Regions from separate parts of the Homo sapiens genome. Here region 1 is linked to region 2. The links are chromatin contacts, found by Hi-C or POLR2A ChIA-PET in ENCODE. All regions are on one chromosome and are shown on one strand. The core of a region is the stretch at or near the end of the contact, and the rest is flanking DNA. Distances in the headings are between cores, read along the strand shown.

Region 1 (5,372 bases), core at 2,001-4,500, 420 kb after region 2:
TGAGTTTTCATGATGTATCAAAAGAAAAATGCTTCTTTTAAGAAAACGTCTTTATAAATGGCAGCAGATGGGGAAGAATCTAAAAGAAAGAGCAACGCTTGCAGGTTGAAAGCATTACCTCCAGATATGGAGACGTTAGGACTAAGGGAAGGTCAGAGATGGGCCCACGAGGCCAGGTTTCAATGGACTTACCATTTCCTTCTTCGTGCATCCACTGATGGACACACGTAGGCACACGCACCAACAGCCTCCCATGTGGACAGTCCAGGGTGCCCAGAACCCTTCCAGCAAGACTTTGATTTCTGTTTCGAAGGATTTCTTGAGGCCCCTCTGTAGAGCTGCTTGTCTTCTTCATAACCGGTGCCTGGGTCAGAGCAGGTGGGGTGAGCTGCACTCACAGCTGGGAGGTGAGTCTGTGATCTCATTGTGCAGTGGCCCTGCCAGGTTGCTCTTTCTAAAACCTTGGGTATTGCAAATTCTGCTTCTTAGGGACCGCTTGGTCCCCCAGTCCTCCCCCTGCTGACTCCCTTCCTGATGAAGCCACCAGCATGGCTCTCAGGGTAGTGCTGTCTTCCTTCTCTAGAACAGCCACGTGGCCCCAGGGCTGGCACTTACTGGTCACCGTGGTTACAGACGCCTCTTCTAGGCTGTGAACTGTCACAGGAGTGGGTCCACTTCGGCCGACACTTCCTCAGGGGTATTAAGTAGCTGGGGGTCCCCCTGAGTCTCCATCACCCTCTTACCCATTCTCCACCCCCTCCCCCACCACACATACACTCTACTCCCCCAGTGCTGAATAACTTGCCAAAGCACTGTGCTGGCACTGGGGCATGGTAAAGAAGACGGGGCCTCTGCCCTAGGGAGGAGGTGATGAGGGCAGGAATAGCAGCACAGAGGGTGAGAGGCAGAGACAATGGCACTGAGTGGGGGCACGAGGATGGAAGAGGAGCATGCTAGATGGGACGATGGGACCCAGCACTGACCAAATAGAAGCTTGTGGGTGGCACATCAGTCACTCCAGGGACATATGTGGTCACTGCCATTTTCCTAATGAAACTCCTCCAGTTATTAAACAAAGGCCCAGAGTCACAGACTTAAGGACCAGAAGTGGGATTTGAACCCAAGTCCCCCAGATGACAGGGCTCCCACGTGCTTCTCTAGGTCACATGAGCCCACGCTGGAGGGGAGGAGGGGTGTTTCAAGAAGAGGGGAGATGTGGGCAAAGAAAGGCACAGAGACCGTAAGCAGACAGGTGTGTTCCAGAAAATGCAAGTTATTTGGCACTGGGGGAGCAGAATGTATATGTGGTGGGGGAGGGGTGGAAAATGGGTGAGAGGGTGGTGGAGACTCAGTGGGATCCCCAGCTACTTAATTCCCCAACAGGGAAAGAGCCTAGAAACTCCCTCCACCTCCCGCAAAGCAGTGGGGAAGTTGCGGCCACACTGTTTTCGGTCCGCTCATTCCCTCTGCAGTCTGGCTGCTCAGGGGGATGGAGGAGGATGGGGCTTGCAGGCAGGCACAGCCGGTTTGGAAGGTGTCCTGGCTCCAGCACTCAACTTGTGGCATGACACTCAGGGGAGTCACCCTTTCTGGCCCTCAGTTTTCTCCTCTGTAAAATAAGGAAATTCGACAAAAATAAGTTATCACCAATTTATTCACCACCACGTGTCCTTTTAATTCCATCTGCCCCAGGACTGCAGTGGGGAGTCTTTCTTTGCCGATGGACTTCGAAAATCATCACCCCCCGCATTTTTTGTGGTTAACCACAGCTAGCCAGGAACTCAGGGCTTCTCATCAGCAGAGGCCTCTGCCTCTCCAGTATCCAGGGCCGAATGGATTTTGGGTCAAGGCCTCCCTCCCGCAGCCAGGAGGCCCTGGCTTTATGGAATATCGCTTGGAGTCCAGGGAGTCAGCATGGGGACCCCGACAGCTTTCCCATGCCCCAGGCTCCTGGGCCTTTCTGGGGGACCCCTCTGGACCTTGGGCATTAACAAGGTTCATATTTGGAAGGTGCTTTGAGGGGGCTTATAGGTATTTGGAGTTTACTTTTTAAACTATTTGTATTGGAAAAATAACGTGTGCACAAGGGAACAACCCAAATACAGAAGAATATTAAAATCCCCAAGCCCCCAGCCCCCTCCCATGCTACTCTATCCCAAAGTCAGCTCTGCCGGCTCACCCAACCCTGGGTGCCTCTGCCCAGGGTGGGGGTGGAGGTTTGAGGGTTCGGGATGAGGGCTGGACGAAGGGCCTCCTCTCAGGTCCTTGGACACGAGCTGTGCCCATCTGCTCAGTGTGGACCCAGGACTACTGCCCACAGGCCTGGTGCTGCCTGGGCACCCAGACCCACCTCCAGGGTCGCCCTCAGCCCTCCTGATGACTCTCGGACTCGCATCTGTCCCAACGGATGCACCAAAGATTCTCCAGTGGGAAATCAAATTTTTGATAACAAGTGTTTTGAAATAATCACGCACTTGGTGAAAAATCAAAAGAGGGGAAAACCCCTTTCCCATCTGAGACCGCTCCACCCTCGCCAGTTACGAGCTGCCGAGCCGCTTCCTAGGCTCTCTGCGAATACGGACACGCATGCCACCCACAACAACTTTTTAAAAGAATCAGACGTGTGAAGGATTCTATTCGAATTACTTCTGCTCTCTGCTTTTATCACTTCACTGTGGGTCTGGGCGCGGGCTTTCTGCCAGCTCCGCGGACGCTGCCTTCGTCCGGCCGCAGAGGCCCCGCGGTCAGGGTCCCGCGTGCGGGGTACCGGGGGCAGAACCAGCGCGTGACCGGGGTCCGCGGTGCCGCAACGCCCCGGGTCTGCGCAGAGGCCCCTGCAGTCCCTGCCCGGCCCAGTCCGAGCTTCCCGGGCGGGCCCCCAGTCCGGCGATTTGCAGGAACTTTCCCCGGCGCTCCCACGCGAAGCCGCCGCAGGGCCCCCTTGCAAAGTTCCATTAGTTTGAAGGACGCGAATCTCAGCGAGAGAACCTGCGGAAAGCGAATATGTGGGGCGCGCAGACGGGGAAACTGAGTCCCGCGAGAGGGCCGGCCTGTGCGCTGCCCCGCCCGCGCCCCGCCAGCACCGCCGTGCCCGGGCGCGCCCGCCCTGCCCCCTCCGCGGGCGGTCCCGGTCCAGCCGCCCGCCCTCCCTCCCGCCATCCGGCCAGCCCCCATCCCGGGCGCCGTGCCCGTCCCCAAGGCGGCTCGTCACCGCTGCGAGGCCAATGGGCTGGGCCGCGCGGCCGCGCGCACTCGCACCCGCTGCCCCCGAGGCCCTCCTGCACTCTCCCCGGCGCCGCTCTCCGGCCCTCGCCCTGTCCGCCGCCACCGCCGCCGCCGCCAGAGTCGCCATGCAGATCCCGCGCGCCGCTCTTCTCCCGCTGCTGCTGCTGCTGCTGGCGGCGCCCGCCTCGGCGCAGCTGTCCCGGGCCGGCCGCTCGGCGCCTTTGGCCGCCGGGTGCCCAGACCGCTGCGAGCCGGCGCGCTGCCCGCCGCAGCCGGAGCACTGCGAGGGCGGCCGGGCCCGGGACGCGTGCGGCTGCTGCGAGGTGTGCGGCGCGCCCGAGGGCGCCGCGTGCGGCCTGCAGGAGGGCCCGTGCGGCGAGGGGCTGCAGTGCGTGGTGCCCTTCGGGGTGCCAGCCTCGGCCACGGTGCGGCGGCGCGCGCAGGCCGGCCTCTGTGTGTGCGCCAGCAGCGAGCCGGTGTGCGGCAGCGACGCCAACACCTACGCCAACCTGTGCCAGCTGCGCGCCGCCAGCCGCCGCTCCGAGAGGCTGCACCGGCCGCCGGTCATCGTCCTGCAGCGCGGAGCCTGCGGCCAAGGTACTCCGCCGCGCTCCTGGGCAGCTCCCCACTCTCTCCATCCCAGCTCGGACCTGCTTCTGCGGGACTGGTGGGCAGGTTGAGGGGCAGCGAAGCGTTGTGGGGTGGCCAGGGCAACTCTCGGGGACAGGCAGGTGGGCCCCGGGGTGGCGGATTTCCGCGGGCTGCCTCGGAACCGAGCTTCGCGCCCAGCCCGGGGCCGGTTCTGCGCCCAGACGATGCCAGTACGCCCGGCCTGCACTCTGGGGCTCGAGACGCCGGGCGACCGGCCATGGAGTGCCCTGAGGGCAACCACACAGCGCGGGGACCCCAGGACAAATAAGAGGAATGGGGGCATAAAGGAAGGAGAGAAGTTCAGGACTGGGAATTGGCGCCTCGCAGAGCGGCTTCAGGACCACAAGAAGTCATTTCGGTTGCTTTTTCTTCTATTTACGTCCTCCGTCCCCTTTAAAATTCACTGCTTTGATCACGGGACCGCTCAGTGAAAACTGTATGTAACTCTTTTGGAAAGGAACAGTGTTTGCCGGCCCGCCCCGGAGTTTCTCCAAAAAGTCTACCCCGAGCAGGGAACGGTTTGGCACCGCTCTCGTTTCGGCGGCGTTGCTGCCTGTCTTGCTTTCCTCGTTTTGAGCCAGCCCTACAAAAATGAAAGTGGCTCCTTTTGAATAAGCTGAATCGGGCTTTGGATCACGAAATCTGCAGAGGCGGAGAAGGGACCGGGTTAGTGATGAGGAAGAAGTCTACCCCTCTGTTCCTACAGCCGCACACAGGACCTGTTCTGGCAGGGGAGACGGTGGTGATGGGGGAAGGAGTGGAATGGAGCAATGTCTAACTCTCTCGCGGGACCTTCCGGAGAGATGCTCCTCATCTTCAGGCAGAGGCCATGTGGAAAAATAATATCGAGTTCAGCAGCGGCCAGCCCCGCGTTGTAGGAACCAGACAGCGGGGCTTGGCAGTGCGCTTGGGCGCAGCCGTGCCGCTGCTGCCGGACCCCAGTGCTGCCTCCTCAACACGGGCAGTGCCAGGAGAGGGGCATAGGGGAGCACAGTGCAGAGGGACTGGTCTAGAGTTTACTTTATAGGAATATGGTTCGGTGTGACCAACTAGGGCTTAGCATAGTTTGGCTTACGTGGACGGGAAGATGCCAGAGCCGAACTGGGTGAAATTCGAGATTGCGTATTTCACCAACACAGGAGCACAGCCCTCGGGAAACTCAGCCTAGTCAGGCAGTAGAGAGTTGTCCCGGAGAGAAGTGATCCTGCAGACTCGAGAAGGGGCATGATGATAGCACACGTCTGTTGAGCACCCAGTCTGTGTGCCGGGTGTGTTACCTCTGTGACCTCATTTGGTCAAACGAGGAGGCAGTTGCTCCTCTCTCTCTCTTTTTTTTTCTTAAGAGACAGGGTCTCCCTCTGTCGCCCATGCTGGAGTGTAGTGGTGTGATCATGGCTCACTGCAGCCTCCGACCCCTGGGCTCAATGATTCTCCTGCTTCAGCCTCCCAAGTGGCTGGGACTACAGGCGGATGCCACCACACCCAGCTTCTCATTC
Region 2 (5,305 bases), core at 2,707-5,206:
AGCCAGCTCAGCAGACACGCCTCCCCCAGCTTGGGCAGGTCCCCCCGGGTCGGGTCCCTGCTCTGCGTACAAGATGTGGTCTGAATGAGGTTTGCTGCTGCAGGAGACCTCAGCAATGTGGACATCTGAGGAACAGAGGACCAGGAGGACAGGAGAATCTGTGTATGCGAGCCGTCCCCAGGGTCTGGTCATCAAGAAAGGCTGAGGTTGTATGTTGCTCAGGCGCTGTGTGGTTGTTACTTTGCTTGACAGAGGAAAGTGCCATATATATGTGCACATCTTGTTTAAAGCTATGCTTGGTGCTCTACGGTTAACTTGAAGGTCCCTTCTTTAGCTCTTGAGGAACTCAGCATTACAGCAACACTCAGCCAGTGCAGGACAGGGAGCATTTCCCAATATTCCACAGGCTGCAGGTGGGCATCTGGGCTGCTTTAATGTGTTTAATGTGAAAGAAGTTGAGCAAAGAACAAGTTAAGCAGCAAGAATTAATTCAATCTTCATGACAGCACAGAGTTTCCTTTCTTTTTTTTTTTTTTTCTCGTAACGAGACAGAGTCCTGCTTTGTCACCCAGGCTGGAATGCAATGGCGCGATCTCGGCTCACTACAATCTCCGCCTCCTGGGTTCAAGCAGTTCTCCTGTTTCAGCCTCCTGAGTAGCTGGGATTACAGGTGCACACCGCCATGCCTGGCTACTTTTTTGTATTTTAGTGGAGACAGGGTTTCACCGTGTTGCCCAGGCCAGGCTCGAACTCCTGAGTTCAGGTAACCCACCCACCTTGGCCTCCCAAAGTGCTAGGATTACAGGTGTAGCCACAGCACCCGGCCTTGACAGCAGAGAGTTTCTTTACTGTCACCTGTCTGCTCCCACAGCCCCTGCTGTGGGGTTCCCCCAGCCCGGAGGGTCGGTGCTAGTTTTCACTGGCACGATTACGCAAGTGTGTGAACAACACGGCTCCAGGTTTTGGCCAGATGCATCTTCTGAATAAATGTGTAAAATGTTAACTTTGGGAGGAGCTGTTCTTTTCTTTTTTCTTTTCTTTTTTGAGACGGAGTCTCGCTCTGTCACCCAGGCTGGAGTGCAGTGGCGCGATCTCGGCTCACTGCAAGCTCCACCTCCCAGGTTCACGCCATTCTTCTGCCTCAGCCTCCCGAGTAGCTGGGACCACAGGCGCCCGCGACCACGCCCGGCTAACTTTTTGTATTTTTAGTAGAGACGGGGTTTCACCGTGTTAGCCAGGATGGTCTCAATCTCCTGACCTCGTGATCTGCCCATCTCAGCCTTCCAAAGTGCTGGGATTACAGGCGTAAGCCACTGCACATGGCCTTTTCTTCTTCTTTTTGAGAGAGAGTCTCACTCTGTCGCCCAGGCTGGAGTTCAGTGGCACAGTCTCAGCTCACTGCAACCTCTGCCTCCCGGGGTCAAGCGATTCTCCTGCCTCAGCCTCCCAAGTAGCTGGGATTACAGGTCCCTGCCACCATGCCCAGCTAATTTTTCTATTTTTAGTAGAGATGGGGTTTCACCATGTTGGCCAGGCTGGTCTCGAACTCCTGACCTCAAGTGATCCACCCGCCTCAGCCTCCCAAAGTTCTGGAATTACATGCTTGAGCCACTGCACCCAGCCTGAACTTCTGATTAACTGCTTTTGCTCTAAGCTGAGATAGCCAATGGGGCTCTTCATTAATGAGTTTTGAATCTGTTTCTTCTTTATACAGTAACAACCAGCATGTACAATGTCTACGTGGTCTAGCCTTGTCCTTTATTTAACCTTCAGAACAACCCTGCAGTTATGACCCCCATTCTACAGATACGGTACTCGAGGTGTAGAACCCAGAGACTTACAGCTAAATAAGCAGTAAAGCTTGGGTTTCAGAACAATTGTACTCAGCTTCCTGCCTGCTCATTCTTAAACCATGCTGCTGTAGCATGAAAATGAGTGGATACAGGGATTCTAGAGGGGCAAAAGAAATAAAGTTTATGTCTGCACTTTAAGTATAATCAAGTAAACATCACAGCATGGTACAGGCCATCCTGACATGCCCAGCTCTTTGAATAAAGAGACTCTCCCTTTTATTTGTACAGTTGTTGTTTACAAGGCATTCCTATCACCCACTGAGGTAGGGAAGGGCAGAGATTGTGGTCCCCAGTTTATTGACGGAGAGAGAGAGGCTTGGAGAGAGGAACTGATCTGACCAAGGGCACATGGATTTGGATTTTCTGACCTCATCCAATTCTCTTTAAATCATATTGTTTCTAAAATATTAAATACATACAGGTCATCAACATTGGGTATGTTTTTGAAGCCTTTAGTCTGCCACCTACAAACTACAGACATCAGAACATGTCACCTCTTACATCTTTGAGGTTCCTGAATCCTTTTAGGGTAATGGCCACCGCTTGTGACCCAAATGCTTCTGAGGAAGGGAAGGCAGATATGATTTACTAAATATCACTCATTCATTCACTAAATTCAAAATTCCATGAGGGTAGTAGGAACCATGTGTCTCTTTTTATAATTAGATTTCTTTCTTTCTTTCTTTCTCTTTCTTTCTTTCTTTTTCTCTTTCTTTTTCTTTCTTTCTTTTTCTCTTTCTTTTTCTTTCTTTTCTTTCTTTCTCTCTCTCTCTGTCTCTCTGTCTCTCTCTCTCTCTTTCTTTCTTCCTTTCTTCCTTTCTTTCTTTCTTACAGAGTCTCACTCTGTTGCCAGACTGAAGTGCAGTGCACAATCTTGGCTTACTGCAACCTCCACCTCCCAGGTTCAAGTGATTCTTGTGTTTCAGCCTCCTGAGTAGCTGGGACTACAGGTGCCCACCACCACACCTGGCTAATTTTTGTACTTTTAGTAGAGATGAGGTTTCGCCATGTTGGCCAGCCTGGGTTCGAACTCCTGACCGCAAGTGATCTGCCCGCCTCGGCCTCCCAAAGTGCTGGGATTACAGGCATGAGCCACTGTGCCTGGCCAAATTTTACTTTAGAGTATTTTCAGATTTATAGAAAAGTTGCAAAGATTGTATGGAGAGCTCCCATATAGATGCTTCCCCGGCTTCTCCTAAAGTTAACATTTTACACCATGCCTGTTTTAGTCATCAGTGTCTACCCAGAACCTAGACCCAGCCCTTACTATTCATGAGGCATAATCATCAAAACACACGTCAAACTCTATTCTGTTATTTTCCATCTTTTAAAGGAAGAGTGAGGACTCAAACCCAGCTCTCTCGGGCTTCGAAGCTTATTCATTTCTTCTGCTCTATCGTGCTGTATCACATCAGAAAACATTCCGTTTGCGGAAAGCTGAAATCCCACGCTGGCAGCCTTTCGCTTGTTGGCCTGACAGAGTGCCTGCTAGGTTAGGCTGAGGTGTCCTCTGCAACCTGTATTCGTCAATCTTTTGTACCCCCTTGGAGGGGAAGAAACATTTGGGATGGTCTAGCAGAACTGGTGTGAGCATTTGCCTTCCCTTGACAGGGAAGATGGGCAGCCGGCTGGCTCTAGCACAGAGCATGTGTTCATCCTCCATATTTGGTCAGCCTGGCAGTTGTTTCTGAAATCCGATTCCTAATGCCATGGGGATGACCTTTGGTCTGCTTCCCAGCATTCACCTGCAGTCAAGCTGCTCCCAAGGAGCTCGTTCAAAGAGGGGGCGACTTAGGCAGACACTCTGGTCATGATCTAACCATGTTAATTAAGCATGGTTTAATTAACTCTATTGGCATGACCAGTAAGCAGTGGTCTAGAGTGATGGAGCGTTTAAGAGGTAAGTGGAATTTTTTTTTTTTTTTTATGGTGAAATGCTTTAGCTCTTTACAAAGTATATTTTTTAGGACTGGAAAATTGCTGTAACTGTTTAAAGATTGCTTTAAAATAGACTCCAGGCTCTGGAGTGTTCCAGAGCCAACGAAAGACTGTTTGTTTACTCAAGCAATGGCAGCGAGGGAAAGATTTGAAGAAGCAACTGGGCGAGTCCACGTGTCCTGTAAGGCTTGCCAATTGTTTTTCCAGCCTGCGATTTGGAAGTGTAAAGGGTAACTTTAGAAATGCATGCTGTTTTGCAGTGACGCCTGCTGACACACAGGTCCTTTGGAATCCAGTAAGCAATAGAGCTTAAGACTATCTCTAAGACGGGGAACAGGAAGGGGGATTCAAAAGCACAGGGAAATGTGGCAAAAGCGAGAGTTCCCAGGGCTGAGGGTACGTCTTTCGATTTGCAGACATGGCCACCAGACTAAATAAGAATAATCTACTTTTCATACATTCAACAAATATTTATGGACTGCCTCTTCTGTGCCAGGTGCTATTCTGGGCATCAAATCTAGGCTCCTATACCACATTATTCTCAAATGTCCAATTGCTATAATTCCTTGGAGCATAGCAGCAAAATGGCAGAGGCCATAGAGCAACGAATTCCACTGTATGGCGAAGCAGCGTAAGGCAGGGACAAGAGCACAGACTCTGGAGCCAAACCATCCTGGTCCAAATCCTGGCTCCACCACTTCCAAGCTGTGTGATCTTGGGCAAGTGGCTTAACCTCTCTGTGCCCAGTATTCTTAGCTATAACATCGGGCTCTAAGGATTGAATGAGTTTAAATATGTAAAGCACTTAAAAGAGCAGTACTAGACACACAGAAAGTGTTCCTAATAATTAGGTTGCTGCTGTCGTAGCAGAAAGAGAGCTATGTAAATGCTGGGTGTCAGTATTCTTGTGGAAAGAGCACTGGACTTCAAGGTGGGAGACTTGCAGAGGGCAGAAGGCAAGCCTCTCTGTTTCTTATCTGGAAAATGGAAAACATGATTTTACCTGCCTGGTATAGCTCACGGGGATTTTATAAGAATCAAATGGATGTCAAAGAGCTTTGAAAAGTGCAATGTGCCATTCATACAGATAGTTTTGTTGCTTTTAACTCCATCCAGATATGTTTGTGTTGGGGAGAACTAGTATCATTCTTGCAGATTAGCTTTCTATTAGAAAAAGAAGTGGGCCGGGTGCCATGGCTCATGCCTGTAATCCCGGCACTTTGGGAGGCCAAGGCGCATGGATCACGAGTCAGGAGATCGAGACCAGCCTGCCAACATGGTGAGACCCCCATCTCTACTAAAAAAAAATACAAAATTAGCTGGGTGTGGTGGTGCATGCCTGTAGTCCCAGCTGTTCGGGAGGCTGAGGCAGGAGAATTGCTTGAACCCGGGAAGCGGAGGTTGCAGTGAGCTGAGATCACGCCATTGCACTCCAGCCTGGGCAACAAGAGCAAAACTCCATCTCAAAAATCATAATAATAGGGCTGGGTGTGGTGGCTCACGCCTGTAATCCC

The links. A loop is a pair of places that touch in the nucleus more often than their neighbours do. ChIA-PET counts read pairs that join two places held with the same protein, here RNA polymerase II (POLR2A). Pooled maps may share reads with other maps.
Region 1: a loop to region 2 is called in a pooled map of gastrocnemius medialis, with 2.3 times the contacts of the local background. The contact joins the promoter of HTRA1 here to the enhancer-like site in region 2. A Hi-C loop is called at or near these places in 1 of 50 pooled maps. POLR2A ChIA-PET finds 5 or more read pairs at or near these places in 2 of 52 experiments (H1 and activated CD4-positive, alpha-beta T cell).

What each region holds. Positions count from the first base shown.
Region 1 is chr10:122,458,303-122,463,674 of GRCh38, forward strand. It overlaps HTRA1 (HtrA serine peptidase 1), which reads left to right and starts at 3,251. Exons shown (of 9, transcript NM_002775.5): 1 at 3,251-3,822. The coding sequence starts at 3,351. It overlaps HTRA1-AS1 (HTRA1 and ARMS2 antisense RNA 1), which reads right to left and starts at 3,103. Exons shown (of 3, transcript XR_946382.3): 1 at 2,647-3,103; 2 at 193-1,609.
Region 2 is chr10:122,040,920-122,046,224 of GRCh38, forward strand. The region is part of intron 2 of TACC2 (transforming acidic coiled-coil containing protein 2); the gene reads left to right. Among named protein-coding and RNA genes, the nearest start is that of TACC2, 54 kb to the left of the region's middle. Within about 2 kb of position 3,957, at least 11 of the 41 ENCODE cell types and tissues checked have a DNase peak (open chromatin) inside an H3K27ac peak, as active enhancers do.